5 separate regions of the Homo sapiens genome follow, and regions 1, 3, 4 and 5 are each linked to region 2. A link is a loop called in an ENCODE intact Hi-C map of the cell type or tissue named here. Cell type or tissue: ascending aorta. All regions are shown on one strand. Links, peaks and the distances in the headings refer to the core of each region. The heading gives the core; the rest is flanking DNA.

Evidence for each region. Peaks named below come from ENCODE experiments on the same cell type or tissue, not always from the same donor. Only the 100,000 strongest peaks of a DNase experiment are listed, where the experiment ranks them.
Region 1: it touches region 2 in a loop (4-fold over the local background); 40 of 110 quality-filtered maps call a loop at or near these places.
Region 3: a loop joins it to region 2, with 9 times the contacts of the local background. A loop is called at or near these places in 4 of 110 quality-filtered maps.
Region 4: a loop joins it to region 2, with 5 times the contacts of the local background. A loop is called at or near these places in 4 of 110 quality-filtered maps.
Region 5: it touches region 2 in a loop (4-fold over the local background); 7 of 110 quality-filtered maps call a loop at or near these places.

What each region holds. Positions count from the first base shown.
Region 1 is chr5:130,133,591-130,139,619 of GRCh38, forward strand. The region is part of intron 2 of CHSY3 (chondroitin sulfate synthase 3); the gene reads left to right. Among named protein-coding and RNA genes, the nearest start is that of CHSY3-AS1, 230 kb to the left of the region's middle. In ascending aorta, for the core only: no CTCF peak of the experiment used is centred there; DNase peaks (open chromatin) are centred at 2,881 and 4,792; H3K27ac peaks cover 5,000 bases.
Region 2 is chr5:129,903,434-129,909,462 of GRCh38, forward strand. It overlaps CHSY3 (chondroitin sulfate synthase 3), which reads left to right and starts at 1,032. Exons shown (of 3, transcript NM_175856.5): 1 at 1,032-2,198; 2 at 4,644-4,927. The coding sequence starts at 1,397. It overlaps CHSY3-AS1 (CHSY3 antisense RNA 1), which reads right to left and starts at 2,494. Exons shown (of 3, transcript XR_002956248.2): 1 at 2,409-2,494. RefSeq lists a silencer at 1,190-1,399. In ascending aorta, for the core only: a CTCF peak has its summit at 3,312; DNase peaks (open chromatin) are centred at 938, 1,438, 1,928, 2,581 and 2 weaker places; H3K4me3 peaks cover 5,000 bases; H3K27ac peaks cover 1,838 bases.
Region 3 is chr5:130,105,941-130,111,969 of GRCh38, forward strand. All of the region lies in intron 2 of CHSY3 (chondroitin sulfate synthase 3), which reads left to right. Among named protein-coding and RNA genes, the nearest start is that of CHSY3-AS1, 200 kb to the left of the region's middle. In ascending aorta, for the core only: a CTCF peak has its summit at 3,399 (motif pointing right); no DNase peak of the experiment used is centred there.
Region 4 is chr5:129,957,766-129,963,794 of GRCh38, forward strand. All of the region lies in intron 2 of CHSY3 (chondroitin sulfate synthase 3), which reads left to right. Among named protein-coding and RNA genes, the nearest start is that of CHSY3-AS1, 55 kb to the left of the region's middle. In ascending aorta, for the core only: no CTCF peak of the experiment used is centred there; no DNase peak of the experiment used is centred there; H3K27ac peaks cover 3,111 bases.
Region 5 is chr5:130,063,608-130,069,636 of GRCh38, forward strand. All of the region lies in intron 2 of CHSY3 (chondroitin sulfate synthase 3), which reads left to right. Among named protein-coding and RNA genes, the nearest start is that of CHSY3-AS1, 160 kb to the left of the region's middle. In ascending aorta, for the core only: no CTCF peak of the experiment used is centred there; a DNase peak (open chromatin) is centred at 3,304; H3K27ac peaks cover 3,646 bases.

The DNA of each region.
Region 1 (6,029 bases), core at 486-5,485, 230 kb after region 2:
GTAAAACCCCATCTATACTAAATATACAAAAATTAGCTGGGTGTGGTGCCATGCATCTGTAATCCCAGCTACTTGGGAGGCTGAGGCACGAGAATTGCTTGAACCCAGGAGGCGGAGGTTGCAGTGAGCCAAGATCACACCACTGCACTCCAGCCTGGGCGACAGTGTGAGACTCCGTCTTAAAAAAAAAAAAAAAAAAAAAAAAGAAAAAAAAAAAAAAGGCTGTCAACCTAAGAGAGAGAGCAGCAAAGAAAACTGGTTTATGTTTGCTCCCAAACATACATTCCCTTTATTATGATACCCACTTTCCTCATGTTGCTTAACTCTAATTTTTTATTTTCAGTTATTTCATAAAAACTATACCAGATTATTCTAACAACAGTTATTAAGTATTGTTACTATAATATTAATTGTATTTTCTTGACTTGACTTAACGTATTATTTACATTTTTCCACTAATTTTTTAAGCAACCTGGTGAGATATGTTTGCCTTGTTACTTAAGTGGACAATGAGGCTTACAGAAGTGATGTTGCTTTCTCAGGGTCACAGAGTTTGTAAATGGCAGATTTGGATTCAAACCCAGGTTTGTCTGATTCTGCATGCAGTCCATGCTTCTAATCTTCAAGTTATTACTACACTGGTATGTGTGGTGATTTTTTTGCAAATGGTTGAACAATGTGATTCATTCTATTTTTGGTTTCCATTTGAAAGGTCATACATTTTAAAACTTTAGAAGAGGAGCCTTAGACATCAAAATATATTATAAAAGTAAGATATTTTGGTAGCACACAAAAAAAGTTTAGGATCATTTCTTTGACAATGGCAGGTAATAATCAAAAACATGTAGCATTATTCTGAATCCTGTTGACATTCACCAATTGTAATATCTTATCATGATCTTATATAGCATTCCATATGCATATGTTGAACACATTTACTCTCCTGAGCAGGGACTTTATCTCTTGAGAGGAGAGACTTAGTTTGGTTTAAATATGCTATTCCTAAAAACCATTGATCATCTTGAAATTAGTAATTACTGTTGTTACTGCTACACTGATTATTTAAGATTTTGAGATAGAAGGTTTCAATTTTTTAATGTAGTTTTGTTTTGTGTTTGCATCATTTTTCTACACACAAAGTGTTTAGATGGCAAAGAAAACTGAAGCATAGAATTTTTAAAAATAAAGTTAATAGTTAAATTGCACCATCATCTCTGGTTTTATTTACTTGCACTCTCACGTTTTACTTCCCACCCCCCCCAATTTTTATGCTTCATATGTCTAAAATTGACAAGCTACAAAAAGGTAAACAACAAGAAGTGTATTTTTCTCCAATATCAGAATCTTAAAGCTCACTCCCCAGTCACCCATTTGTGAATCTTATCTTTCGAGACATATTATTTGAATATAGGTACACAGGGTACCCATATACTTTGAATACCTTGTGTACCTATAGTGTCGATATAGATATAGTATAGATACAGATATACACACACATATATACGTGTCTATATTTTTAAACATACATACAGTTGTATATGTGTGGTCCCTTCTTTATGGCTGTATATGAAGGTATATTAAATATATGTGTGTATACATACATACATACATATATGTATACACACACAAACATATATGCATGTCTGTGTATATAATATGTATAAGTTTAATAAGTGTGTGTATATATATATATACACACACACACACCCTGTGCTGTACTTTAGTTTTCTTTCACTCAATCACATCTCTTTAAACTTACTGTACACTAACAAATAGAGATTTACCTCATTTACCTCATTATTTTAAGGACTGCCAAGTGGAGTCACTGAAAAGATACTGAGGTTTATCCTTAGAAAATCAGACTTGGGAAGCATTTTAACCGTTGGAAATAAAATTTTAATTCCTTTCTCTTATATTTTCATTTGTTTAATTTAACTTTAAAGCCCACACCAGTCATGTTCCTTCATTACTTCTCACAGTCTCAAACTCAATTTCCTTTGTTCTTTGTTACCATCATTTTTCTCTGCCTCTCCATATCACAATGAATGGGTTTCCCTGCATGTCAAAACTCACTGAAATAATGTTGAGAAAGCTTTCAGGCTTTACCAGTCATGTTGAACTCATGACTCATATCTCTGGAAATAACTCCGTGTGTCTCAGTGGGGACCATGTCTTGATTATATATTTCCTAATAAAGGCAAAAGAGGTAGAAGATTGTTTTGCTACCCTCACTAATCTTCAGTCTCAAAAGAAATAAGTAAAATCCATTATTATTTTGCGTATATAATTGTTTAGAGACTGTATATAACCAATAAACCAAAATTAAGAATGTTAATTTTCCTTTTGTTTTTCCAAATATTTATTGAAGGCCCTTCATTTCCTAGGCATTATGCCATGTGTTTAAAATTCACTAAGAAAAGTCCCAGACCCTTGTGTTCGTTAAAGCTGTTAAAGAAAACAAGCGAAGTGTTTAAGACAAAGTGTTGAATAATTAAGGTGTACACTGGATACAGTGGAAATCCAGAAGAGGTTATCTACCATAGCTAAATAGGAGTCAGAGTGAGAAAGGCTTCACCAAGGAGGTAATGCTTGATTTTAATTTTAATACGGGAAGATATTAAGCCAGCTAGAGAAGTGGAGTGGTTGCCAGAGGTAGAGAAGTGGGAAAAGGTCCAGGAAGAAGGAATAAGTCACTCCAAGGCAAAAATCAGCATAATGTATTTGGGAAACTGTAAGTAGTTTGGTAAAACTGGGGTGTACTGTGTATGGATGGTTGCAAAGAAACCTAAGGGACAGTCATGAAGGCTGATACTGAGGAGCTTTGAGTAACTGAAGTTTTGAGGCAGGGAGTGATATAAGTGAATTTTAACTCTGGCAGCTGCACAGCAGATGGAGTTGAGAAAGAAGAGAGTGGTCCCATTTCAAAAGCTACTGAAATAGTCCAGGCATGAGCTGATGAGATACAGACCTAAGCACTGGCAGGAATAATGGAAAGAAAATAATAGTTTAAGATTTCTCTAGAAATTAAAAAGACAGGACTTTATTCACTCCTGAGTCATTCAACAAGAAGAAAATCCTATGAAGTAGAGATTTTAATTACCAGTAGATTTGAATCAGAATCTCATGCTTTGTAACACTTGAGCTATAAAATTTTTGATTTTTTAATTTTTGTGTTATTTTATGCACCAGTATTCCTGGTGGGTAAAATATAAAGATTTATTTAAAATATAAAGCATATAATAAATGTTATTGAATTCACCACCCAACCCAAGAACCAGATCATCACCAATAAGTGAGTCTGTTTACTTCTTCCCTATTTTAATCTCGGGTTCTCAAAGCTTAATAAGACTTAAAAGGCCTCATGTGCCTTCAAAATTGTTAGGGGTTTCTTGTCTCCACTGGCTCCAAACAATATCAGATGTTCAAAACTGTTTCCTACCTTTGTTCTTTCTGTATTTTCCCTTACATATAAATCTCTAGTCTTCAGAGAGAGCTAAGAATAAAAAAATCACTCCTCTCAATATATTGTCTTCTACTATTTAAAAATGAGACATAATAGGGATGAAAGAAAATTAGATTTCCTAGATGTTTTGTAGGTTCTGTTTGCACATCTCCGGGAATGAAGATCTTGTATCCTGTCGTTTTCCATGCTATTTAATACAACCAAAATACATCTTCCTACAACTCTTTTCCTTTATCAGTCCTGTGGAACCACACAGAACATGTTCACTTTTTTTCTGACAGCTCATCTGGTATGTGAAGATTATTATGACCTTCTAAGTTTTCTCTTTTCTAACTAAATATTCGAATATTTTCAGTATATCTTCTTGGTTTTCAATCATTTTGCCATCCTGATCCTTTTTCCCTGAAGCACTATATTATATATATTGGTTAAAAGCTTAAATGACACTGGGCATAATATGAATGCGTGAATTTAATTGAGGGTATGTCAGAAATGTTGCACATTAAACATCTAAGAATAGTCTTCTCTTTCATTAAAACATATACTCTCATTTATTTATTAACATGTATCTAGGTCAACTATTTGTTTTCCTACTTTTATTAGAGTCAACAGTAAAAGGATATATTAACTTAAGTCTTAGATATAAAATTTAAGTATTTTTCTCTTAAATATTCCCTATGAAAAAGGCAACAGGACAAACATGATGATCAAGATCCTGGAAATTTGGCTACAGTGTGAGAAGGAAGACAGTTGTTTACAGTAGCAACTGTAACGTCTGGAGGGAGTTTATACCCAATCTAAAGAGTCCAGAATGTTGCCATATGGCAATGTGGACCCAACATTGTTACAACTTCTACCTTCAAGCCAGCTGGAAGTCTGTTTTTGTTTTTTTGGTTTTTTAATGTGAAATTTTTTGATTTGTAAATTTGGTAGCCAATTGAAATAAAGAAGGAAGGAAAAGAGGAGAGAGAGAGAAACTCTGTGTGTTAATATTGTGCTAGCCAAAAAATACAAATACAAAATACAAAAAAAAAATTCAAGAAAAATATTTCTGTAGGACAGACATAGCAATTTTGTAACTCTTGCTTACCAATCCCTGCTACAGATGTTATTTAAGAATAGAAGCTCCTTGGGCAGAAGTGTGGAGCAAAAGAGGCACAGCTGGGCTAAGGAAGCCATTCGAGGGCTGAGCCAGCACCAGGAGCCAGGACAATATCTAGCCAACCAAGGACACATCTCCTCAGGCGTCTAAGGGCAGGCTGTGACCTGAGGTAGGCATAGGCTGTCAGCAAGGTAGGTCATACAGGGTAGGCAGGCTTTGTCCAGAATGCCGGTGGAGCAAGCCTGGAAGGACCACAGGGCCACATGGTTCTGGTGATGGGCATGGCTTAGATGTAGGGAACTCAGAGGCCAGCCAGCTAGGTGGGAAATGTGAAACTGAAGCCAGTTAAATGGCAGGAGGTGGGCTACAGGCAAGAAGGTTAGACAGAAAGCTGATACTAAAAGAATGGCAGACAGCCAAGACTGCTGAATTTTTAGCCTAGAATACATTTCATTCTTTATGCCCAGAAGCAGTATTGGCTCAAGAGCTAAAATGAGGCTGGGAATTGGCAAGGATAATATAAAGATAATAGAGGCCACATAGAGAATAAACCCTTAATCTGATTTAGCAATCAGCAAAAGATTGCTAAAGTGGTGATAAATTATGAGATAAGGATATATTAACTGAAGAGCTCATACTGTTCCAGTAGGTTGGACCCAAATCCCTTTTGTTAAAGTAGAGCAATGATGAGACTATTAAAAATAATATAGTCATGTGTCCCTTAAGTGAATGCATCATTCTGAGAATATGTTCTGAGAAATGCATTTTTGGTGAATTCATCATTGTGTGGTTATCATAGAGTGTATTTATGCAAATATAGATGTTACAACCTACTACATACATAGGCTATATGGTATAGCCTATTGCTCCTAGGGCTATACACCTGTATAGCAAGTTACTGTACTGAATACTCTAGGCAACAGTAAGACAATGGAAAGTGTCTAAACATAGAAAAGTTAATTTGTTGCCCTAAAACATTACAACAATCATATCACTAGGCAATAAAAATGTTTCAGCTGCATCATAATTTTACCAGACCACTGACCATATATGCAGTCCATCATTGACTGAAACATCATCTAAAACATCAATTCAGCCAAGGGTAGAAATTGATTGGCCCAAGGAGGTCCGTTTAGCAAGACACATTGGAATGAACCTTGAAGAGAGAAGTAGAAATTACAGCAGGTGATTATTTTTCCCATCATATGAAGTTCAGAAGTTCAGAGCAAGCAGTGTGGGCTCTGTCACACTTTAGCCGGACATGAAGTCTATGTGAGCTCCAGATTAGAGTATGTATGATAACTTTACATCTTTGTCACTCATAAAAGAGGAGAGCAACACTTTGTTAGAAGATCGAACAAAAGCAATTTTTTGAGAATAGGAGCTGCTTTATTTTAAGTTAAAGTTCTTTTCTTCTGTGCTGCTAATGAGAACATGTGGCTGCCCTCTTGGGATTTTACAACA
Region 2 (6,029 bases), core at 469-5,468:
TTTCTTTCGTTTGGATCTTCAGGGTATTGGCCCTGTGAATGTGTGCCCATTTCTCCACTATTTGCCAGTCCCACTGAGCCAATCTTCTACCAAGACTGAAAATAGACCATAGTTCTCATTTCTTGAACAGATATCATCAGGAGAGCCGAGGGGGAGACCATTAGGCAGCCCCACATTTTCCAACTCAACAGGTGGAGGACATGGGATTTTTACGTTCTTTGGGGATTGAACCCCCACACACCACCAACTCCCTTAGCCTTTCAGGATAAGTATTTCCAATCCCTCAGAGATTTTCTTAGGAGAGACCCTAACGACAATGGTGCTTCTGTGAAGGACTGAGGAGAGCTGGTGGACGATGCAGGTAGGAGGGAAGTTAGGCTGGGAGGAGAGGTGCTGGGATGGGACGTTTGGTTTCCTGACAAGTGACCGACTAGAGAGAGAAGGCGCGGAGTGGCAGCGGTAAGAACAACGTGGAAAGGACGGAAAACGCGAAGAGTGGCGCCCTGGCGGACCTGGGGCGGGGCAGAGTGGTAAGGGTCACGCCAGGACGTACCCGGCTGTGGGCCGGGGGAGGAGAGCACGGTGGGACAGCAACGAACTTGCTGGGGGCTCCCGGACCCGAGCTCCGCCGATGAGGTCAGCGGAGCCTAGGCGCCGGGAGGAGGCCAGTAGAGCCCCCAGACACGAGTGTCGGGAGGCCAGCGGAGGGGCGGGACGGGACGGGAAATGGGACGAAGAGCAAGAGCTGGGGGAGGAGGGAAGAGGGGGCGTCGGCGCTGCAAGCCGGAGGCGGCCCGACAGGGATCGTTTCCTTCCGGAGAGGAGGCCGGCTCTGGACTGAGGCGCGGACGGGGGGCGTCCAAGGGCGGGTGACGGGGAAATACCGCGGCCCGCGCTTCTCTCCGGCTGGCAGCGGTGCCGCCTGCGGCTCCTCCTCCGGGCCAGCTCGGAGCCCGGCGGCGGGGGGAGCGGGAGGCGGGAGTGAGGGCGGGGGCTCGGGAAGGAGGGAGGAGGGAGGGCCCAGGCGCGCCACTGACAGGGTGGCAGCCTAGGAGCGGACGCGTTGCCGCCGCCGCTGCTCCTCCTCCTCCTCCTGCAGCTCCTCCAGCTGCCGCTGCTGCCGCCGCTGCCGCCACCGCCGCCGCCGGGAGAAGTTTCACTCCCGACCCTTGCTCGGAGCCCCGGCCCAGAGCTGAGCGGGAGCCCGGCAGGCAGCTGCAGCCCGCGGCAGTCGAGGCGTCCGCGGCGCTTCGACCTCCAGCCGGTGTCGGCGCCTAGGCGGCCGGCTGCGGCCGCGGCTGGGGGCGCAAAGGCGGAGGAGGGGCGGGTGTGAGCCGGGGAAACCGCGTGCCGCGCCGCGACAGCCCAGCGAGCGTCCGCGCCCGGGACAGCCGCGATGGCTGTGCGCTCTCGCCGCCCGTGGATGAGCGTGGCATTAGGGCTGGTGCTGGGCTTCACCGCCGCGTCCTGGCTCATCGCCCCCAGGGTGGCGGAGCTGAGCGAGAGGAAGAGACGTGGCTCCAGCCTCTGCTCCTACTACGGTCGCTCTGCTGCTGGCCCCCGCGCCGGCGCTCAGCAGCCGCTCCCCCAGCCCCAGTCCCGACCACGGCAGGAGCAGTCGCCGCCCCCCGCGCGCCAGGATCTCCAGGGGCCACCGCTGCCCGAGGCAGCACCCGGGATCACCAGTTTTCGAAGCAGCCCCTGGCAGCAGCCACCTCCGCTGCAGCAGCGGCGGCGAGGACGCGAGCCTGAGGGCGCGACGGGGCTTCCCGGTGCTCCAGCGGCCGAGGGGGAGCCCGAGGAGGAGGACGGGGGCGCGGCTGGGCAGCGGAGAGACGGCCGGCCGGGGAGTAGCCACAACGGCAGCGGGGACGGGGGCGCTGCCGCCCCGAGCGCCCGACCCCGGGACTTCCTGTACGTGGGGGTGATGACCGCGCAGAAGTACCTGGGCAGCCGCGCGCTGGCCGCGCAGCGGACCTGGGCGCGTTTCATCCCGGGCCGCGTGGAGTTCTTTTCCAGCCAGCAGCCCCCCAACGCCGGCCAGCCCCCGCCACCCCTGCCTGTCATCGCGCTACCGGGTGTGGACGACTCCTATCCTCCCCAGAAAAAGTCCTTCATGATGATCAAGTACATGCACGACCACTACCTGGACAAGTATGAGTGGTTCATGCGCGCCGACGACGATGTCTACATCAAAGGTGACCTCCCTGCGCCGGCTTTCCAGCCTGCCAGTCTCCCCGACTCCTTTCTCTGTAACCGGTCCTAGCCCCTGCCCAGCCCCTCCGCTGCTTCTCTGCCAGCACGTGCTTCGGGCTCCCACAGGCCCTGGCCCGCCCTCCCCACCCCTTGCATCCGCCCACAATTCGTAGCCCGTTCCTCGTCTTCTGCAATCTGGACCCTCCTCACACCTGCCTGGCTTTATTCGCCTTCCTCACTTGCTGTTTTCGGTGCCGCCTCGCGCTTGTCCCTTAGTCTTTACCTCGTCGGAGAGGTTAGAAAAGGAACCTTAGAGCTAAACCAAAGGCCATTCCCACTCTGCCCTCCTCTGAAAGCCCCTGCTGATGGTAGTTTCCCCAATCGGTCCAGAGGGGCGTGGTCTTCAGGAAGGGAAGACGGAGGATGCTAGCTACAACTAGTCTGGAGATCCAGTGTTCTGGCTTTGGATCTTGCTCTTTTGTTTAAACTGGATCTAGCGCACTTTTGGAACTGCTCAGATTGAGGAATCGTCTTCGCTGTCCCGGACCCTTTCCTATGTGTTCCCTTCCCTTTGGCTCAACTCTCCACATACTGGGAGTCCTTGGCCATCCCCACCGTGCCAGCGCGCTGCTCCTTCCAGCCGCTACAGTTCAGCACCAAGCCGTCCCCCATCCCCCCGCCACACCTCAATAAAACCCTGAGAGGATGGGCATGTTGTAAGGAATTGGTGGTGGGGGAAAAGAGGAAAGCACCCGCTAATAAGCCAGACCCCTGGGAACAGCAGACTGTACTAGCACACACTAGTATTGGTTCCTTTCCAGTGCATTTTGTTGGCCGCGGTGATAAGCAGAGGCTGGAAGTCCTTCCCAGAACCACAGGCAGCCACAGCAAGAAAAAACTTTTTTTGTCAGTTTAAAAGAGGCGCGGTCTTTTTCCCGGAATGTGGGCGGCTCTGGACAGAGAATTTCTAAACTCAGCGGATCAAAGTTCTTTAGGTCAGAGAAGTGAATCTTTCCAGTCCAGCCAGTTGCTGAGATGGGGAGCAACGCAAGGGAAGCAGCAGGGTTGTACCGAATGAGGTTTCTCTGTGTTTTCCACATTTCCTTGCTTCCCGGTCAAAGGGGGGCAGCCCTTCCTTATTTTATGCCTTTCTACTCGTAGCCTCATTGCTTCCTCCTGATTCGGATAGTACTTTTCACATAATGCAAGAAAAACGAACAAAAAGCCAAACAATAAACCCAAACTGTTGCATTTTGGCACAAGGAATTAGTGTAATCATAATAACTAGAGATTTCTTGGCTTTGGATTGGAAGGAGGGAAGTCACTCTAGAGCAGGTTGGAATAGAAAATACTGATAATTGGATATAAAAATAAAGAATGGTCTCATTACATTTTTAACAGTGGTATTTAGGATTGACTCAAAGAAGAAAGCTTCCTCTACTTTAAGTTCCTTGCCTTGGATATCTCAAAATTACAAAGGTTTCCTGGCAGAAGTTTGCCACATTTTGCAGGGAATTTATAAAATGCATTAACAGCACCTACTTCTTTCATTTGTTTTAATACTTTGAAAGATTGTCCTTCAGAACATTAAAATGACATATTATTTCAATTTCTATTAAGAATGAAATGTGTTTTGAATTAAGAATCCAATAATAGCTGAAACTCATTGAGATACACGGGGCAAGGCATGGGATCAAGATAATGACTGCAGATGCTGTGCTCATCAAAAATGGTAGTAAAGATGCTGACTGGGAATATGAAGAAGGTGACTCTCTACTTATTCCAATGTATCACTTGGAATACCAAGTGCTTCTCAACTGTTTTAGCTGCAAAATTTTATTTTTAAACGTTTTTTCTGAACTTAACAAACTGCAAGTGAAACCAATTACACTAATTTTTGACAAACTTTTTTCTAAAAAGGTGCCTTCCCAAATTAAATTTCAAGACAGGTTTGATTCAAACATCCTCCAAAACTGTGCGGGTTGTATATGACTGAAGTTTAGTTAATGGCAAAACACTGAACTAAACCAATTATGAGTAAAAAATAATTATTAGGTATTAAGAGTCAGCCAAAACAATGCTAAATACCAGTATTTAATATTATTTTATATTCCTGGGAACTTCTTGTTACTTCAAATGTACTAAGAAACCTGTCTTTACTTTCCTTGTCATTATTTCACTTTTTACAGAAAATTGATGATTGTCAGAGCTGTTAAGGTTTTTCAGTGACCTTAACCAGAAGCTGGTACAATTTTAATATGTTTAAATTAATAACTATGAATTAGTCTTTTAAAAATAATAGAGTATTGGAAGAGGCTTTTTCTTCTTTTCAGTTGTGTAAGACTGAGGATTTTAAGCACAATGTTGAAAGTTCTGTCCCTTACCTTGTACATGATAAGTGATTATGAAATAAGGAGACATAGTAATTGTTGCCTTTCTTTTTGTAGGTGATAAATTAGAAGAGTTTCTTAGATCGCTAAACAGCAGTAAGCCTCTCTACCTGGGACAGACTGGCCTGGGGAATATTGAAGAGCTTGGAAAGCTGGGACTGGAGCCTGGGGAAAACTTCTGTATGGGAGGACCTGGCATGATCTTTAGCCGAGAAGTTCTCAGGAGGATGGTGCCACATATTGGTGAATGCCTTAGAGAAATGTACACGACTCATGAGGATGTGGAAGTAGGAAGATGCGTTCGCCGTTTTGGTGGGACTCAGTGTGTCTGGTCTTACGAGGTAAGCATGGAGCTGTGATGAAAATGTTCACATAGTACATATACATGCCATTTTATAATCTAGGGCAGCGATTCTATTCATTCTCTCTGTATCTTTGTATTTACTTGAAAGTGATAGTAGCAGCCCTTAAGGGATACAAGAGTGGGAGATAACTTTCTCATTAGGTGTCAGGCCTGTCTGAGACTTTGTTATTAGCATGCCCCTTAACTTTAAGCAGTGGCCTATACTTATGGCCACATCTCTGGAAGATGCTTATATCCTCCCCTGCTTGATTTATTGGTGCTTATATACATGTGAATCTATTTCCCTTTTCTAACAAGAGGTTTAATTTTACTCTTCTCTTTAGCTGTAGCCTTTAGCATTTGGTACTGTGCCTTTTTATTTTATTTTATTTTATTTTGGTTAGGTGTGTAATGGCATCTCTTTGTTTTTAAATGGTTAAAATCTGAAGTTTCTTTGGATATTTTCCAGTGGAAATTTAACATATTTTTAAAAGTATCAGAAAAGTAAACTAATAGTGTATCATTTATGGTAGATGTATTCACAAAATTCCAATCACTGTATTTCCTTAGGCATACAAAAGGAATGAGTTGTCTGGAAAAAAGCAGAAGTTTAAATGGTGTGCAGTAGCTGCTTAGTATTTTTGACAGGTTCCCTAAAATTTGTTTATGTCTATTCTTATGCTATTTTCTGAAAAGGAACCATTATTTAAATAATCTTAGCTATTTATTTATTGCCGTGATCATTTTTATGAAATACTTAGAGATTTTTTCTTCAGAAATTGATTTTGAAATGTAATAACATTTTATTTAAAATAGATTTCCTAAAAGATAATTTTAGTAAAAATTTATTTAACATTAAAATAATGTATTGTTTTTAGTATAGTTTGGTTTTCAAGTAGTTGGAATTTAGTATTATTTTAGCTACGGAGTGCACAGCTTTGTAAATTATATCTTAACTCCTTTGCTTATGTTTTCAAACTTTTCATGTCACTTAGTATAGAAGAAACATTTTATGAAAATATGTTCCCTGTGAAGTCACCAAACACACAGTTTCATTTGTTTTTTTTGTATTGTAAGTGTAGTCTCACTATAGTTAATTT
Region 3 (6,029 bases), core at 293-5,292, 200 kb after region 2:
CCAGAGAACTAGGTTGCTGTTCTTTTTTTAAAAAAATTCTGATAAACAGGGTTTTGGTTTTTGTTTCAGATATTTTTCACTGTGAATATGTGAAAATATTTTACTCTAATATCTTACTTAACCTCCCCAAGCACACAAGTTCAAGTGGATTTGGATATGAGAATAAGAGTCTCAGACTTCTTTCAGAAAATCATTGCCAATTATGTTATTTTACTGTACCACGTGATACATTTGTAATATAAATTCTGTGATAATTTTATTTCATTAGCATGAACAGGCAATGCTTAGCTCTGCAGTGAGGTAAGTGGACGTATGACAGTCATGCGCTTACACTTTTTTGTTAATTCATATAATTTTGCTGCTTTTGGATGGTGTAAAAGACCAATCTTGTCACTAAATCCATTAATTTGTGTTATGGGCATATCACTCCCAGCAGTACAGGAGAAGAAAACACACTCATGGGCAAACCAGTTATGTAAAACACCTACTTTTGTGTGCTAGGCATTGGGGATACAGCAGAGAATAAAATAGATCAAGTCTTTGCCTTTTAAACCAGCTTTTATTCTACTGTAGGGATACAGACAATAAACCCATAAAGAAATAAATATGTTTCAGGTGGTGACAAAGTTCTATGAAAGAAAATAAAGTGAAGTAGGAATGAGAAAGTACTGTTGGTGGGAAGGCATTGAACACAGTTTAACCTGCCCTTGAGATGACTTAGCATCATCTATTATAAATATTCATATTTGCATGACTCATTGTTATGTTGTCTGTCTCTAAACTTAAATTTATAATCTCAGCTGTCACTGTTCTAGAAGTCATTATACCTACCTCTAACTGCACCACTTATTGTATTTATTACTTGCATATGCAAGGAAACATGGAAATTAGGCCAGTTAGAAAAATTATGTTAAGAAACAATCCAGGAATGCTAAGGAAGGTTCATAATTTTAGCTTAAGCAGTTTTTATGTGACATGTGCTGCACAGTCTCAGTTACCTTTTTGACAATTTGTTATGCTTTGAAGAGTTGAGAATGAATGACATTTAATTAACAATTCTCATTTTGTCACTGTAAGTCTCTATTTCTGGATTTACTCTCAATTTATTGAGAATCTTAGTTTGTTTACTAAAATATGGGTAACTAAGTTTATTAATATGATTATTTAACATAACATTGATAATAATTGCTTCAGTTAATGTGCTTTTCAAAGCAAAATGATTCTTGCTTGTATAATTTTGTATTATTTGATCAGAGCCTTCATTCTTTACTCTTCACCTATAAAAACAGAAATAAAACTGATCTAATTTGCAGTTTTGCCATCCAAGCATTATGTAAAGGGTAAATTCTCCTGACCTTCTTCACAATGTTACTATAGCTAACGTTAACAATAGTAATGTGGAGTTCCACATTACTCAGCAAAAGAGTAGTATATATTTAACAACGAAGGTGACTTGCTCTGAGTCTCTTTTACTGAATAATTAAGTATTCCTTACGGGGCTAGTGTGTGTGTGTGTGTGTTCGTCTATATATATACTTTTTCAAATTTATTTTAATATATATAGAGGAAATGGTACTTATATTAAAATAAATTTGAAAATGAGTTGTTTTCCTTCTGCTTTATACATACATATACCACTTTTGCAAATGTGCTGTTAGCTTAGACAGCCCTAACTTCACTCTTTGTAGTATTACATGTTTATTGTCAAAATCTGTTCTGCCAACTTATTGACAGGCCCTGGCAGGCAGGCCTTTGACTACACAGAATAGATACAAAGTAAAACTTAGTGGTATTTGATCAATCAAGTCAGTTCAGTTTAATAATTAGGTCTAATTATTGGTATCATGCCTGCAAAGCAAGCTCTATCCTCTCCACCCTGCCCCACAATCACTCAAATCAGTTGGCTGCTTAATTCTTCTCTCTTCTAGCTTATTACCTCTTTTCAGAGCAGAATAGCTAAGGGGTTATATTTGCTTCAGTGTCTAACACTCTTTTTCATATGGCTGATAGAATCCTTCAGTATGTTACAACGAAAAACATTTTTATTATCAAAATAATTTATCAACCAACTGTAAGCATAACACATCTGACAATTTTATAATTGCTTATAATTTACAAAGCACTTTCATATATATTTTTAATTGTGGTGCTACCAATGGTCTTGTAAGGTAGGTGGGGCAGGAATTAATATTCTTGCCTAACTCTATAATTTATACACTCTAGTTGATGGCAATTTAATCAGTTTATGATGCAAAACTTTTTACATCATGAAAATACACATATATAAATACTTAAATGTTAGTGTTATGTTTGAAGTTATCTAAACATCAAGCTCATATTGGCATTTCCATGCATAATTCCAGAGAGCCCTTTCAAAAAATTATCCTCCTGCGTTAGTGTTTTATATTTTTATATTATTGTATATATCACATATTATAAATTGTATAGGGCCATCCAGAGTCTGTGCAAAGTACTTAATACAAATAAATAACTTCTCCTTTGGCTAACTTAAGTGGCAATTTGCCATTTACCTAAGATTGAGGTTTTATTCTTTCAGAAATAATTGTAATCAAGATTTCATGAAATGGTAGAAAAATGCAAAACTGACAATCATTTGGATTGTAATGCTTTGTCAAAAAGTTATATTATCATAAAAGCACAATCCCATATATGCGGTTATGATTAGTTATTGGAAGGTTTTATCAAAGATGAGGTTGAATTTATTGGTTTTGATTTTAAAATGTGATAAAGTTTTTACAGCATTTAAAAAAATGACTGCATTCACACTTAGGCTTTTCATTAGAACATTCACATGCTATATTATCAACTTCAAAGCAGATGCACAAATGGAAACAATAGTTAAGCATTTTATCCACAAGTATTTTATAGGTTTATTAATTGAATAACATGTCAAGCACCCAGAATAGTCCTTTTGTATTGCATCTATTAAATATAAGGCAAATACTAATATTTTATATTTTGTATAACATTTCTTCTGAAAATGGACCAAAATAGTCTAAAGCATGGGTATTATCCATTTGACTATGAAGACATATGAAGCCCTCAAGTTTCTTAAACAGAAAGAAGATTGCAAATTACTTCAGTCATGTTCTATAGTTTACATTTACAGGCACATCAGTGTCTAAAAATAAGGAAATGAAATAAAAGTTCTAATGGAAAGAGACAATAATTTGTGAATTAGGATAAAGGTCCAAGAAACTTTAAAACCGTTAATATATTCTTATGCAAATAGGGACTCATTGTAACTTAGAAATCTTTGTTGCTTACAAAATTGCCTCTTTAGATTTTGCTTGATAGTATTAATATCATTTTAAGAGACATAGATTTCCTTTAAATTTTCACTAGAGAAGCACAAAAATGCCATACTTTCTACTTCATTTCCACTAGGGGGTGATCTCCTATTGAAAGTAGCAGAGGAGGATTGAAAACACTGTGACCCTACCAAGGCAAAATGGATACCTTGGTAGGTTAGAAAGTTCTCAACTAAAATGTTGTAAGTAAGAGAAAAAAAATTAATACATTAGAAGCTAATTTCAGCAAGGAGAACTTCTAAAATCTTTACACATCTACAAAACACACAATTGTTAGGCTTAAATTTTTTCTCAATTTTAAAATTTCAGGAGTTCTAGTATTTTTCTCATCAATATAGAATATAAGGAGCATTTCATGAGAGAGAGCTGCACCTTTGCTTCTTCCTTAAAGAACACACTTTCCTATTCTGAGGAGAGTAATTTTTTTTTTAAGTGCATATTTACTACTTTGAAGATGAATATCGGGAAATATTAGGTGGGGATTTGACATGGGGTTGGAATCTGACAATTATCAAGGACTTGCCCAGAGCTGGATATTGTCCTATGTAGGTTTTATACATCATCTCATGTAGTCTTCACTGTCATCTTGTTTAAACCAAAAGTGACTTGAAAACTCCACAGATCTCCATAAGGGGAAGTGAATTGGAGTTTGGGTATTAAGCAAGGAAAAGAGATGGGATAGAGAATGGAGAGGTTCAAAATTACTAGGAAAAACTATGGCTTATAATTAATTACTAAAGAAAAGGCTTATAAGTACTGGAAATGGTGATGCTGAACAATCTGCAACTACTCTGATAAAGAAAAATGTTGGCAGTTCATGGGTATGAAGAGCAAACCTGGCTGCTTCTGAAATTTTTTCCTGGGATTTATCTAAAAAGTATGCTCTAGAACCTTGTTTTTGTAGTGACTTCAGAAATGAGCTTGGCTTCTACTGAACATGGGTTCTTATATAGTCACCATTGTTTTTTCTCATTTAATTTCCTGACAACAAAATTTGACTAAAGCTTTGCCTTTAGTCAAAATTTCAACCATAAAGAGCTCTGTTTTAGATGCAATGGTTAGCTAAATGTATTAAGAAATAATATATTCCCACCTGATTTTCTTCATTTTACTGTCATGTTCATAATAACACACAGGCAGAGGCAGCTATTGAAAAGTGTTGTTTCTTTAGTATTTGTAATTCATAAGAAATGTGTTCTGACATTTCTCAAAGGAGAGCACAGATAAACCACAGTCTAATCTTTGGCTTTCATTCTGCCCAGAGGGTTTTGTGCTGACAGTATGTGAAGCCCAGACCTCATAAGATCTGTCTTGAGCCTTAGGGAGATAATCTTCATAGTGGATGGATACTTACATGCAGGTTTTTTTTCTAACTTAGATGAAAACTACTTCCAACTCATTTTCATTTTCATATAAAAAGCATAGAGAATATTAATGATGACATATAATACCTTTTTATATTTCATTAACTTGGGGATTAAATCTAAATAAACTGTGCAGCATTATAAGATAACTTAAAACTCTGTATATTATATCCCTGATAAGAGAAATATTTGTAAGATCTTTAGAAATCTTCATGTTTGGGAATGTAAAAATGTTTGAACAGTCTTTTGCTTTTGTTAGGAATTGAATTTTGGCTGTGAATTTTTAATAATTTATTTTTATTAAAATAAATTTATTTTAATAAAAATTGAATTTTTATTGCTAGCTCTTCAACTTTCACCAACATTTAATTTCTTATGTTGGCTGTTACTCATTCACAAACCTCCATGTTTGTATCATTGAAAAAAGGATGTATGATCATATGAAAGAATGCTGCCTGTAGGCTAGGCTCACTGATGAGCACAGCAGCTCAAATCCTATTTGCCAGCCCCATGGCATGAATCCTTCAAATCTGTGTTTCAGTCAAGTACAAATCCCCGTAGTCATGGATCTTCAGGATGAAAACTGATTAACATTAAATCCTCACATGCCAATAATCTGCTATACTGTGTTTTTAACCATATTGCTAGAATTGAAGTATCACCTCTTTAATCAGCCAGTTGTTTAAAATTCTTTTCACATTGATGGTGGATTATCTGAAACTATATATTTTATGACCCTGAATATATATGGCTAATTTTATCCTAAGTCCTCAGATTCATTAAAATCTAGCTGTTGTTAAGTTTGTGAGCACATTATACAATCAGCCCGATTTTAAAAAGCTCTAGGCAACAGAGCTTTGCACTATTCAATATGATTATTTATTTGTGTAACAAAAGATCCCAAATATGACCACCATGTTCTAGAAACATACTGCTTATTTATAGGTTAAGGCAATAATTTCCAATCCTAGCTGAATATTATAATTGCCTAGAGTGTATTTAAAGTATTCTAGTACCAAGGCTTCAGCCTACATCAAATAAATCAAAATAATGAAATAGTAATTTTTAAAAGCTTCCCAGGTGATTCTAATATTCTGCCAAGATTGGGAACCAATGGGTTAAAGTGATTTTTTTTTTCAGCCACCTGGAAATAAAATGCTGACAGAAATATGCAGGTGCAATGAGGTGACTGTGGGTAAAATATAACAGATGCAACTAATTCCACACATTTTATTTTAACACACACATACCGGACTTACTAGAATTCAGGCAGGGTTTTAAGTGGTTGACTCATTTAACCCTCGTATCATGTTTATGAGGAATACACTAACTC
Region 4 (6,029 bases), core at 602-5,601, 54 kb after region 2:
AAAATTTCATGATTTATGTCTAGGCGTTGTAGGTTCATATTAATTTCAATATAAACACTTGTGTCCTTCAAATCTGGGTTTCTTTTTTTTCTATTGTTTCCTTGATTTTTTCTTCCTCTCCAACTTCATTCTTATTCTTTCTTTTCCAAAATAAATCCCAATTGGCCATATCTGTAACTTACTATGTTGATCCTCTGTCTGTTTTATCTTTACTTTCATGTTTTTCTTCTTCTGAGGTTTATATCCTGGCTGATTCCGCTTTATGTTCTAAACTTTCTATTAATTTTTAAAATGTGAATTTTTAAAACTTCTAAATATTTGTAATGTTCTCTGATTGCTTCTTTTCAGAGCATCCAGTTATTTTTATGAATGTGATACTCTTCTTGAATATTAGAGTGTTATTAGTTTGTGTGTTTGACTTTTCTTTGCTATCTTGAATTATCAATTTGTCCTCTTCTTTCCTTGGGAATCTGTTGATTCTTGGTTTTCATCTCATATTTGAGTGAAAGGCTTGGTTGATTATTCTAATTATGCAGTGTGGATTTCTTCTACTGGTATATAACTAGACCTGATTCCAGCTGGGCCTTTCTTGGGAGTAGGGCATCTGACAGGGAACTATGTGTAGGAAGGATATGAGCGTATTTAAAATTATTCCTTGCATTGGGTGCGCAGGGAAGCTGCTGTCCAATGATTGACCCCCAAGCCTGCATTAGAAAGCCCTCCAGGTCACTTTAACATTTTTGTAACTTTTGTACAAAAGATTTTGTAACTTTTGTACAGAGCAAGATGGGGTTTTGCTCTGTTACCCAGCCTGGAGTGCAGCAGTGTGATCACAGATCACTGAAGTCTCAAACTCCTGAGTTCAAGCAATCTTCCTACCTCATCCTCCTGAGTAGCTGAGACTACAGGCACATGCCACCATGTCTGGCTATTTATTTATTTACTTATTTTTTCCAGGTGGGGTCTCACTTGCCCAGGCTTGTCTGAAACTCCTGGCCTCAAGTGATCCTCTTGTTTCAGCTACCCAAAGTGCTGGGATTATAGGAATTAGCCAGTGTGCCTGGCAGATGCAGATGTCTTCTTTGTAAGAAGACAGAGAAGCAATTTTTTTTAGAGAGAGATTATTTTTGAATGCCATAAATTGGTAAATATTAATCCCTAAAAGAATAAAATATAGGACTCAGTATTTCCTTGTTAGCCTAAATAAATGACATATTAATCTAGTTTGTTAGCTAAACATAGCAAACTCTACTATTCATTCAAATTTCAGCTTGAATCTTGCCCTTCTGAATCCCAAGTGAATATGCTCTCTTTAGTGAATTTGCATATTCATATATTTATTTTTCCTTCTCATGATAATTAACGTATTTCGCATTTACTAGTTACTGCTAGACATTAATCTTGTCCTGAATAAGATTTGAATTTTCATTTATCTTTCTTCATTTTTAGATACTTTTGCCTAGTATATATGTAAATAATATTGGTTAGATGACTAGAGAGATGATCTCATCATCATATTCCAGTAGTAATTTATTACTTGCTTTCTAAGCAAAAATCTTTGCCCATATATCCAGAATGTTGTTTTTTGATGCTTTCACATTTCCTATAGCTACCTATGGGATTGTAGTTTGTATTTTGATTTATGATTTGCATCTTGAAATTTGGATGTTATGAATAAAAAATTTGAAAACAAGGACTCTCTTCTCTATTTTCTTCACTTTCATATTTATTCAGTAGAGCAGAGATTCTTAATTTGCATGTAAAACTATAAGACGTTAATTTCAATATCGTTAAATAGGGAGGAATAACAATAAACATATATTTATGATCTGGAATAGTTGAGTTTATTGTTATTCAGTTTGAATATGCAGCTAAAGAAGCAAGATTATAAATAAGTGGTTTCCATAGATAGCATGTTTAGACTTATTTGCATTAAGATTTCTATGTCATCAGCATAGGAAAGATGCTGAGAGCTATAATAAATTTGAAATTTTTTTCCGATTACAGTTTTTACTTTGCATGTTCATTTTGTTACAGTTTAAGGTACTGTTTTCTTTTTCCTTTTATTGCAAGTGATGCGTATCTTTTTTTACTTGATAACAACACTTTAAAATTTCTCTGATATCATACTTGATTATTGCATTGCCATGAAGTTAAGTGGTGTTGAGTGTTTAAGCATATTTGATACTGAATATATTTTCAGACAAACCTTAGAAAATTCCTAACCCAAAGGACTCTGAATGGACTAAGTTAGTTTTATGACAAGAGATGATGATTTAATGAAGTTAGAAGGCTTTTCTGGGACCCCACCAGTAGAATTTTCCCTCCCTTAAGAAAGCTTCTTTCCATTCCCGGCACACTTAGCACATCTTCCTATCATGGTCCTGATGCTCTTTGTGGGCTTTACAGGATTCTTTCTCTCCCTGTTTGACGTTGTCCACAGAAGGGCTGGTAGAGTTTGGCATGAAGCAGACATTCACTTAATGTGGTTGAATGAATAAAGATTGAGCTTATAAAGTTTGGAAGATCTTTGAAGGTTTTTGGCCAAAAATGACATGGTGAATACAATGTCTCCAAAATATTTATTTCCTGATACTCTTTAAAATGGTCATTGAGGTTGGGATTTTGTCACTGGGTATACTTTTTAATAAATAACTTCAAGGATTAATGTGTTTTCTTGTGAAATGACTTGGGAAATTTAAATTTTTATCATTTAAAAAAGACAACTGTAGTATGATGAGCCAGTCATCATGCTACATTTTGGTCATTTTACTTAAATACGTGAGAAAACGGAAATTACAAAAAAGATTATTAAACTCCAACTTTGATTTTAATTAGATTTATTTGTTTTAAAGTTTTAAGACTCTCAATGTAATAATCTCTGATAATTTGGTAAATATGAAGCTTTGTATCAACATCTTTTTAGGAAATCATTTGTTTTATGTATGAAATATTTTTTAAAAAAATAATGCATGCCATTGTTTAAAAAGTAAACTAGTTTTTATTTTTCCTGCAAAATTAACAGATTTTTGTGAAACATTTTATATGTACCCTACTCCAAATAATAACATAAATAAGAAAGGGCATTATAAAAGACTGCCCTTGTAATTATTTTACTTTGTGCCTAGTGTTCGTAGTTATCAAATTATAATTTATTTTCCAAGTTACTCTGAAAGCCGTGTCCACCAGTGGATATGATCAAACCAGTAGACAATTTCCGCAGTATGTTCTGAGTTGAAATTCTTCCCAGAGTGACTTGAATTGGAATGTTTGGTTGATTGCGGCAAGTCTGACTTGCTTTTCACCATAAATGGTACAGACATGAGTTTTCAGAAAACGGGCAATGGAAATTACAGCTAATGCATGGAACACACCAAAAGGGGTAATTGCTTCCTTCCTTCCCTCTTTAAATTCAGTATTTCTGACATTGCTAACGTTGCTCAAAATGCTTACTTTTCTAATTGCAACATATAAAGTCAGTAAAAGCAGGGAAGGTATGTAACAGTGATGAAAAGGGTTTGAATTGAGACAGAATAAAATGTGTGTTCATATTGGCCTATTATTTCTTAAAATAGTTTTATGTGAAATAGCAATATACAGAGAATTATTCCTTGAATTGTGTGAACTTTTCAAATTGAACTCTCATTTGAGAAAAATAGTTTAGACCACTTACTGCCCCCTTTTAAGAAATGATAATCAGTGATGATCATCCATTTCTTTTTATATCTGAGCATACTGTACACAGTATGCACTTAGCCCTAGAAGTTTTTCTCTGATACCCAAAAGTTCTAAACTGCTCCAGGCTTTCCACACCTTTTGTTTCTGATTTTAAACACTACCTCAGATAACCCCTTCTCTGATCACACATTTTTTTTTCTTTGAGCATAATTATTCAACGATTCCCTCCTTTTCTCTCCATTAGCCTCTTTCTTCCTTTCTGATCCAGGATGGTCCACAATTTGAGTAACCTTTAAGCATTAATTTGTTTATGAAATTACAACCTGACATAAACTTGTGCAACAGCTGTACTTTTTTCCCTCTAGTCAATAAACTTTTTTAAAAAAACTTTCAATAACTATTTCAGATCTTCTCTATTCTCATGCTTTTTATTACTCACCTCATTTTCTACAGGTGACTCTACTCCTTCCATCCAGAAGAAAATAAAAGTCATTTGGGAACTCTCATATTCTCTCAGCCCAAACCAGGAAACTATCCATACCTGCAGCCAATCTTTCAACTTTGTCCCTAAGTTACATACATAACAGGGGTCCTACTCATCTCATACCAATCCCTGCTTCTGGGTTTTGTTTCCTGTATCCCCAACCCTCTCAGAAAATTTTCATTATGAATTATTTTCTCCTCTCTTCGGTACCAACTATTGCATCTCAAAAGAATCATTCCAATCAAGACTCAGACTCAACACTACTATGGCTGAACGCATAACCTTCAGCATCAAGCCTTGCCTTTTCTTCTCTAATCTCAGCAAATGGTACCACCACCAAGCCAATTGAACAGAAACCTAAGTCATTCATGAGATCTCCTCCTCTCTCCCTGAATTCAATCTGTCCCCAAGTCTTGTTGCTATTGCCTCCTAAATATCTCCTTTAAATCCACTTGTTTTCCTCTCTCCTCTTAACACCCTCATCTAGGCTGGCATCATCTGTTTCCAGAGACACTGCACAAACTTCCTAATGCATCAAGATTGTTCTCTGATTTGCAGCTGTATTTATCTTTTCTGATTGTAAATATGACCTGTCACTGCCCTGCTTAAAACTATTTAGTTGTTTCCCATAAAACACAATATAAAGACCACACTCCTTTCTGTAGCCCATGAGATCCTGCATGGTCTGACACCTGTGTGCTTTTGCAGCTCTGTCTCATGCTCTCTGCTCTCTGCTCTCCAACCACCACAGCCTTCTCTAGTCAAGCAAAGAAATCCTGCTTCCTCCTCTTTGATGGTGACATCAAGTCTCTGGACTCTGGCTTTTTTTGTACATATTAACTTGATGGCTGAATTCCGGCTTCAAGGATTGCATTCAAATGATAACTCCAGCAGAAAGAGCAGAATTATCATCCAGAAGAGCCAGTTGACTCTATGAGAGGTTAGAACACATGGGTTGTGATGTAGGCTGCACCTAACTTTGGTATTGATAGCCCATTCTGGAACAGCCAACTTGGGGGTCTTTGCGGGTTATGTTTTATATTCTGCTCCTGGTGTTCTAGTAACTTCAGGGTGGTTGCTGGGAGCCTCAAAGGTAGATGCCAGGGTTTCAGCTCCAGTGGTAAAGCCGGAATAATGAGAATTGACTATAACTTGTAATCGGTCTAGCAAAACTATGGTGGAATGGGGAGAGAGGGCCTCTATACTGAGCCTAGATCTAGAATGCTATTGATTATTGAAGAGAGATGTGTACACTGTTTTATTTCCCAGGCTTGGAAAGTGGATAATAGCTATTACAGATATGTTACATCTCTATAGTCTTTTGATGTTTAGGAAACTATTTTCATCTACTACCTTGGTTGATAGCTTACTTGATTGTTAGGGTAGGCATGAGAAACATTTTTCAATTTCTTTTTGTATAAATGAAAAAGCTAAGAGAAGGGTTATGACTTGCCCACGACACTTGAGTGTCAGAGTCCAGCATGAGCAGCTCCTTGTTCTGATTTCTGTGCTTCCCCTCATGGGACTGGTATAACATTTAACACTATTCTGGTCACGGTGTGTACTATTAACATATGAGTGAAGTGTGATGCAGTGGGAAAATGACTAGCAGATGACACTATGGAGTCAGTTTTCAGCTGCTTTTCACAGTGCAGCCCTCTATTCAGCAGTTAAATCGACCTATTTTTAGTTGTGTTTGGGACAAAGCCCAGAGCTGCACTTTACAGAGTCTACAACCTCCTGTTGGGTGTTATTGCCCTTAGTCATCATTTGAATGTTTCTTATGTCATCTGACTCAGAAAGTCCACATTTTCATTTTCTTCCACAGAATTGGTTTGGCTAATCTTGGGTCCTATATAATGTCAGT
Region 5 (6,029 bases), core at 662-5,661, 160 kb after region 2:
CTGTTACGTCTTAGTGCATTTGTGCTACCACAACCGAATACCACAGACTGGATAATTTATAAACAATAGAAATTTATTTCTCACAGTTCTGGAGGTTGATAAGTCGAAGATCCAGGTGCCAGTATTTGGTGTCTGGTGAGGGCCTTCTTGCAGCATCCTCACCTGGCAGAAGATGGAAGGGCAAGAAAGCAAGCTAGCCCAATGCTGTGTGGAGCCTCTTTTATCTGGGTCTTAATCTCATTCACATGGAGAGAAGCCCTCATGGCCTAATCACCCCTAGAAGGCCCCATTTCTTAATACTATCACATTGGCAACATCTGGATTTTGGAAGGAACACATTCAAACCATAGCATGATAATTAGTGAAGATTATACTGATGAGGGTGATTTTTAATGGTAATTTTTTTGAAGATGATTTAGGAGGAATTACTCATATGGACTAAGTTTGCCTTCCTATTCAGACTCTAATAAAAAAAGTAGTCACAGGAGGCTTTGCAGATATACTAAGGAAGACTCAGGGACAACTGACTTGCTATTTGGGCTGGAGACAATCTTATGTTTTAAAATGTTTTCATCAGTAGCCCATAAGATGATAGACATTCCCAACTAATATATTATTAGTGATTATTTTAGGTACATACTCTATATCCAAAATGCACCAGATGTTTTGCACATATTCTCTCCTGTCCCCACAGGAGTCCTGTCATGTAGATATAAGGTCCATTTTACACGGAAAAATTGAAGCTGACAGAAGTTAAGGAGTTTTTACACAATTATACAGTGGCTAAGGAAGGACTAGAGATAGTTCTATGTATTGCTTTAATTCTTCACTGCCCATCCTTTTTGTGTTCGGTTAAGGAAGGTGGTTTTGAAATGACTTTTACTTGCTCTAGGCAAGTTTCAGAAACAAACCTACTTCTATGGCGCATGTTAAGAATTTCAAAAACAGTTCAAATAATTTTGCTCAATTTGGGAAACAGTTGAAAGTCTTGTCTGCTGTTCATTGACTTCACATTTTACATAATGAGTATACCATGTTTAAATCTGCATATGCCTGACTCTTTATCTGGAGCCAAATCTCAGAGAATTCTCAAGAGCAAGGGCTGCTCCCAGAATTCTTCCAAGTGATTTGCAGGGTCTAGAAAGTTAAGTCCAAACAAAGTCATTCACCATGAGAAAAGAGAAAGTCTGGATAGGTTACCAAATAATCGTGCTGCGCATGAAATATGATTTGCTTTTCCTTTTTCTAGAGCTGCCTTTGTATTAGATTTAAGGACATGCCTCTCTGAGGAGCTGCCTAGGGGGAATACTTTTATTGTGAACAGTCAGGAACCCATGTATAGTTTCTACTTTGCACACATCAGTTTGCAAAAGTAGTTTCTTTCTCTTCTTTTTCATTACCCTGTGTCATTGATTTCCTGCATAGGCTGTGAATAGAACTTGGTTTCTGTAACTCATTCATCTGGAAGAAGTCCTTTATTTTGCTACTACGGAGCCAACAGATGCCAAAGCCTCAGAACAGTTAAATTTATTTTAAAGTGTTTTTTTATGGTGGTTGTTTCAATTTTGCCTGTAAAATATGAACTTAGTGTTCATTATTTTGAAAGAATAAATCCACTTTAAAATAAGAAGAACACCTTTGCTAGGTAATAGCAACTTTGACATTTAGAACCAGCTTGAAAAATTCTCTCTTAACAATGTCTGAATATTTATTGAAGATTTAGTGGTAGCCCTTGGCCTCTGTTTAGTACAAATTAAAAACAAAACAAAACAAAAAACGACTCATGTAGGCCATTGGCCCTTCGTCTGCTCCTTTCCTTAGAATTTCTGATTATGGGGATTTTAGGATACTTCATAGAAAATGAGGTTGCTTCTCGGAATTGTATGGAGTACACTAGGGCCCATCCTCTATGTGACCCTTTCTATTCTCTGGGGTAGCTTCTTGTTCTTGGGTGAATCTGAGAAACTGGTGAAGATCACAGACTACCAAAGACTGTCCCTGAGAACCTTAGTGATCAACTTTACAGCTCAAGAAAAGCTGGTTAAGTGTAAAATATCTAAGATAGCACTACTGTGTCACCAGTTTAAAAGGTTCAGACAAAGTTGTATTTCTAGTCTGACAATGATCCAATTTGTGAATATGCTCCTAAATTTATTGTCTGACATCATTGTTTAATCACAGCCATTCATCGACTTTTCCAGTTTGGTGAGACTCCAGTTTACTAAACTGAAATGTCTGGTTCACACAGTCTCCTCCCCTGTCGTATTGGTTCAGGGCCTACAAGTTTTTAAATTCTGAACAATGTCCTTGTTCATACTGCTTTATATTACATTAAGATCTCCCCAGCCTGCTTTCAGGTCATTAACTCTTTATTCCCAAACACATTTTGGCTTCTACCATGGAAAATAATCCAAAACTTGGAACACACCTTCTTCTGAGACTACATCAACACAAAAAGCCATGAATCTTTGCCCTCATTTCTCCATGCTTCTTCAAACCAGCATTTTCTACTGTTTGTGACAGAGGTTTCTGCTACTCATTACTTCCTTTTCAATACTCCTGTTCATGTATCTCTTTCATTTGTCATATTCTAGAGGATTATTGAATTCCTGACCAAAATCATCTATTATTATTGATTTTGCACACAACTATGCTGGGTATTATTTCAGAACACTCTGGGGATAATATTTTGCTGCCCTCAAAATAATACCGCATGATGAATCCAGAGAGGCCACTGAGAAAACCTCCCTCCTTTTGAATACTATGAGAACTAAGGAGCATAAAAGTTAAGTGACTCTTCCGGAGGCTCACGATTAATTAGTAGCAGGATGGAATTTGAACTTAGGGCCTCTAGCTGTAAGTCCAATTATATTTATATTGTTCCATTCTCCAAACAAAATGAAACTGGGGTGTATAGTGTAGTAGGACTTGAATACTCCAAGAGGATTTGAGAAAAAATTAAGCATAGCATCCTTAAGCAATCTCAAGAATTCCACCCAGTCCTTAGGTTAGTAAAGCTTTACTTGGTCCTATCTCTATTGTTATTACTTATTCATAACTTGCATAGCACTTTGACATTAGGTGACTTCATTATGTAATGTAACTTTTCCATGGAGAAAATAAGGAGTCATCTACTCTGAGTATTTAGGCCAGGAAAAGGCGTAAGCTGCAGGACCAGCCAGGGAACACAAAAGCAAGCCTCACTGTCGGATGCTTCTCAACACTCTTCAGGATCCGGGGTCTGTCATAGGCTTATGGTGGCTATTTCAGCAAGAGTGCTGTTTTATCTCATGCCTGGGCTACTGCCAGCAAGGCCAGGATGCTAGATTCCTTTTCAGTGATCTGCTAATGTAAGAAATGTGTTTCATAATAGTGCTTTAGAATTTTGTGAACTAGCACCTCAGTTTCTTCTCCTGTCTGCATTTCATTTTTATTTTCTTCAAGTATATTTATATAACACAGTTTTACTAAAAAATCTGTGGTGACTTTGGGTGGGAAATAATCCTTACTAAAGTTTTCACATCTTAGTTTGCTGAAACTCACAATTAGGACTTTCCAATAACAGTGAAATAGCTCTCTTCCTGAAGCCCTCTCTAATTCCACTGACCAAATAGTTCTCTTCCTTGTATGTACTACAATCATTTTATATCCTGTGTGTTTCTCTATGGATTTGTCAGCATTTTATATTTTCATTAGATGTGTCACCATAGTTCTGTTATGTAACATGGTTTGAAATATTTGAAAATTGTCATATCCTTTACAAACTTAGTTGAAGAGTTTGTACACCATGTGTGCACTCAAATATTTTCTAATTGAATGCCTCTTTGAAGTAATGAAATTTTGTTTACTCTCCCAACTTCTCAAACAGCTGTGTAATGAAAGCATGATTCTAGAGTATTTATATAAAACAGACTTTTTAGTGGTAGGAATGTTTGTTTAGCAGAGTTAAAGCAGTAAAGGTACCTGTGCCACCTCTGTACTCTATGGTATTGGACTTTTATAAGAGAAAACAGCCACTCCTAGAGAAGGTCCAGGGAAAGCAGTACACTCAGAATAAAGAGGTTAGAGCAGTAAGATGAGAATAGGTTAGAACAAGAAGGTGAAAGGAATGTTTAGGGTAGAGTTTGAGAATATGAGTGATTATGTATGTTTGTATATCTGCTTTTGTGTTTACATGATTGTGATATCAAAGACATCAACTATATATTTTATTCGTCTCTGGGTTCCACACATCTATCACAATAAAGCATTGTTGAATGATTTAATGTTACATAGGTTCCCCAAAATAAATGTAGAACTTTTTACAAAAATAAATCCAAGCCATAGTTTAGGTCTATGAAAGTTTAATGTTTGTTGGTCTATAAATAACTTTCCCAGTGAATAAATGGGTACTGGACTCATAAATGTCCAGGCAGCTGTAAATATGTATTACATGTAACTATCTAATGTTTAAGTTGCCATCACCTCTTCTCACCCCTTCTTCAATGTGGCCTGTTTCAATATTGAATTTAATTTCATTTGTAATTCTTTATTGGTTTTCCAGCCAACAACTAAGTGTCATTATCATACACAGAGCACCACCAATTTCTGTTAATTAGCTCTATAATTGCAAGTGAAAGAGCTGAATACACTTGAGTTTCCCATGAAAATTAAAAAATAAGATGGAATATCCACTAATTGCCCATTTCAGTTTCAGAGGATTTCATAATTACCAAAGCATCCCTCTGCTGCATTGAATTGATGCCTCTGACTGTACATGATGGTCCACGTGCTCACAGGGTGGGCTGTCTTCAGTTGTGCTGATTTCCTGTTTGTCAGTAGTCACCAAGAAAACACTGTAAGAAAAATACTACTCCTCTAAGAACAACAACAACAACAAAAACTATACAACAAAATGTCTACTCCCTTTCCTAGTACAGAAACCTTTGTGGGGAATTCACTTAACATCCTGAGTGTGTATTGGGAGGGTTGCCACAGAGCAAATGCATGCCCAAGCACAAAAGTGTGGTAGAAAATATGAAGCAAGTTCATAGGAATAAGTACCGTATAGCAATTCCTTATGAAAAACACCATTTTAAATGGTATGAGTCTGTAAAGACATTTTCTAAAAGCTTTCATCAATCATGCTGGTACATGATGCCTGCAGTCAACTTATTTACAGCCTGCCACTGTCAGGTTCTGGCTCGAAGAGCTGATCTTTCACTTTCACACATTTATATAGGTAGTTCAATAACCACTAGAAAGCAAATTTGTCAAGGAAAGGGATTTGGTTTTGCTCCTTCTGGCATCTACAAAGTCTTGTAGCAGAGTCTATTGCCAGTCTAGAACTCAAAAATTGTTTTGTGCATGAATGAATAAATGGGTGGAGTACTCAAAATATATATGTATTTCATTGTGTTTGTAAACATCTTGTCATAGAAAATCCATATTTTCTAATAGGTTACCCAGGGTTCAATTACCTGTAAATCCCATTAGCTGAGGTTGAAAACATAAGCACTACTTAACTCCTTGGATGGAGAATGTTACTGAAGAGGCAAAACAGTGCAAGTTCAGGCCTGTCATCATAGCCTCTGTGGTCATCATACTTAGCCTGTGGTCGGTCATCTTCTTGGACATGGGATGTAAATGCATTTGAAGCTATAAGACTATGTAAACAGAAAATTACTGTGAATATTGATCTATGACCAATAAAATGAGCAGAAATGAAACATACATTCCAATCTTATGAACTTAAATAAACCAAGATAGAAGAAGAGTATATGGCCAGGCATGGTGATTCATGCCTGTAATCCCAACATTTTGGGAGGATGAGGTGGAGGATCACTTGAGCCCACGAGTTCAAGACCAGCCTGAGCAATATAGTGAGACCCCATCTCTGTTTTAAAATATATATATTTTTAAAATAAATAAAAATAACTTACATGGAACAATTTTCTCACATAATTATTTTTTTGACATGCCATGGCCTATTTGGTAAATGTATACATACAAATCTTTGCTGTCTTAGCTACTTAACATTTGCATAATCT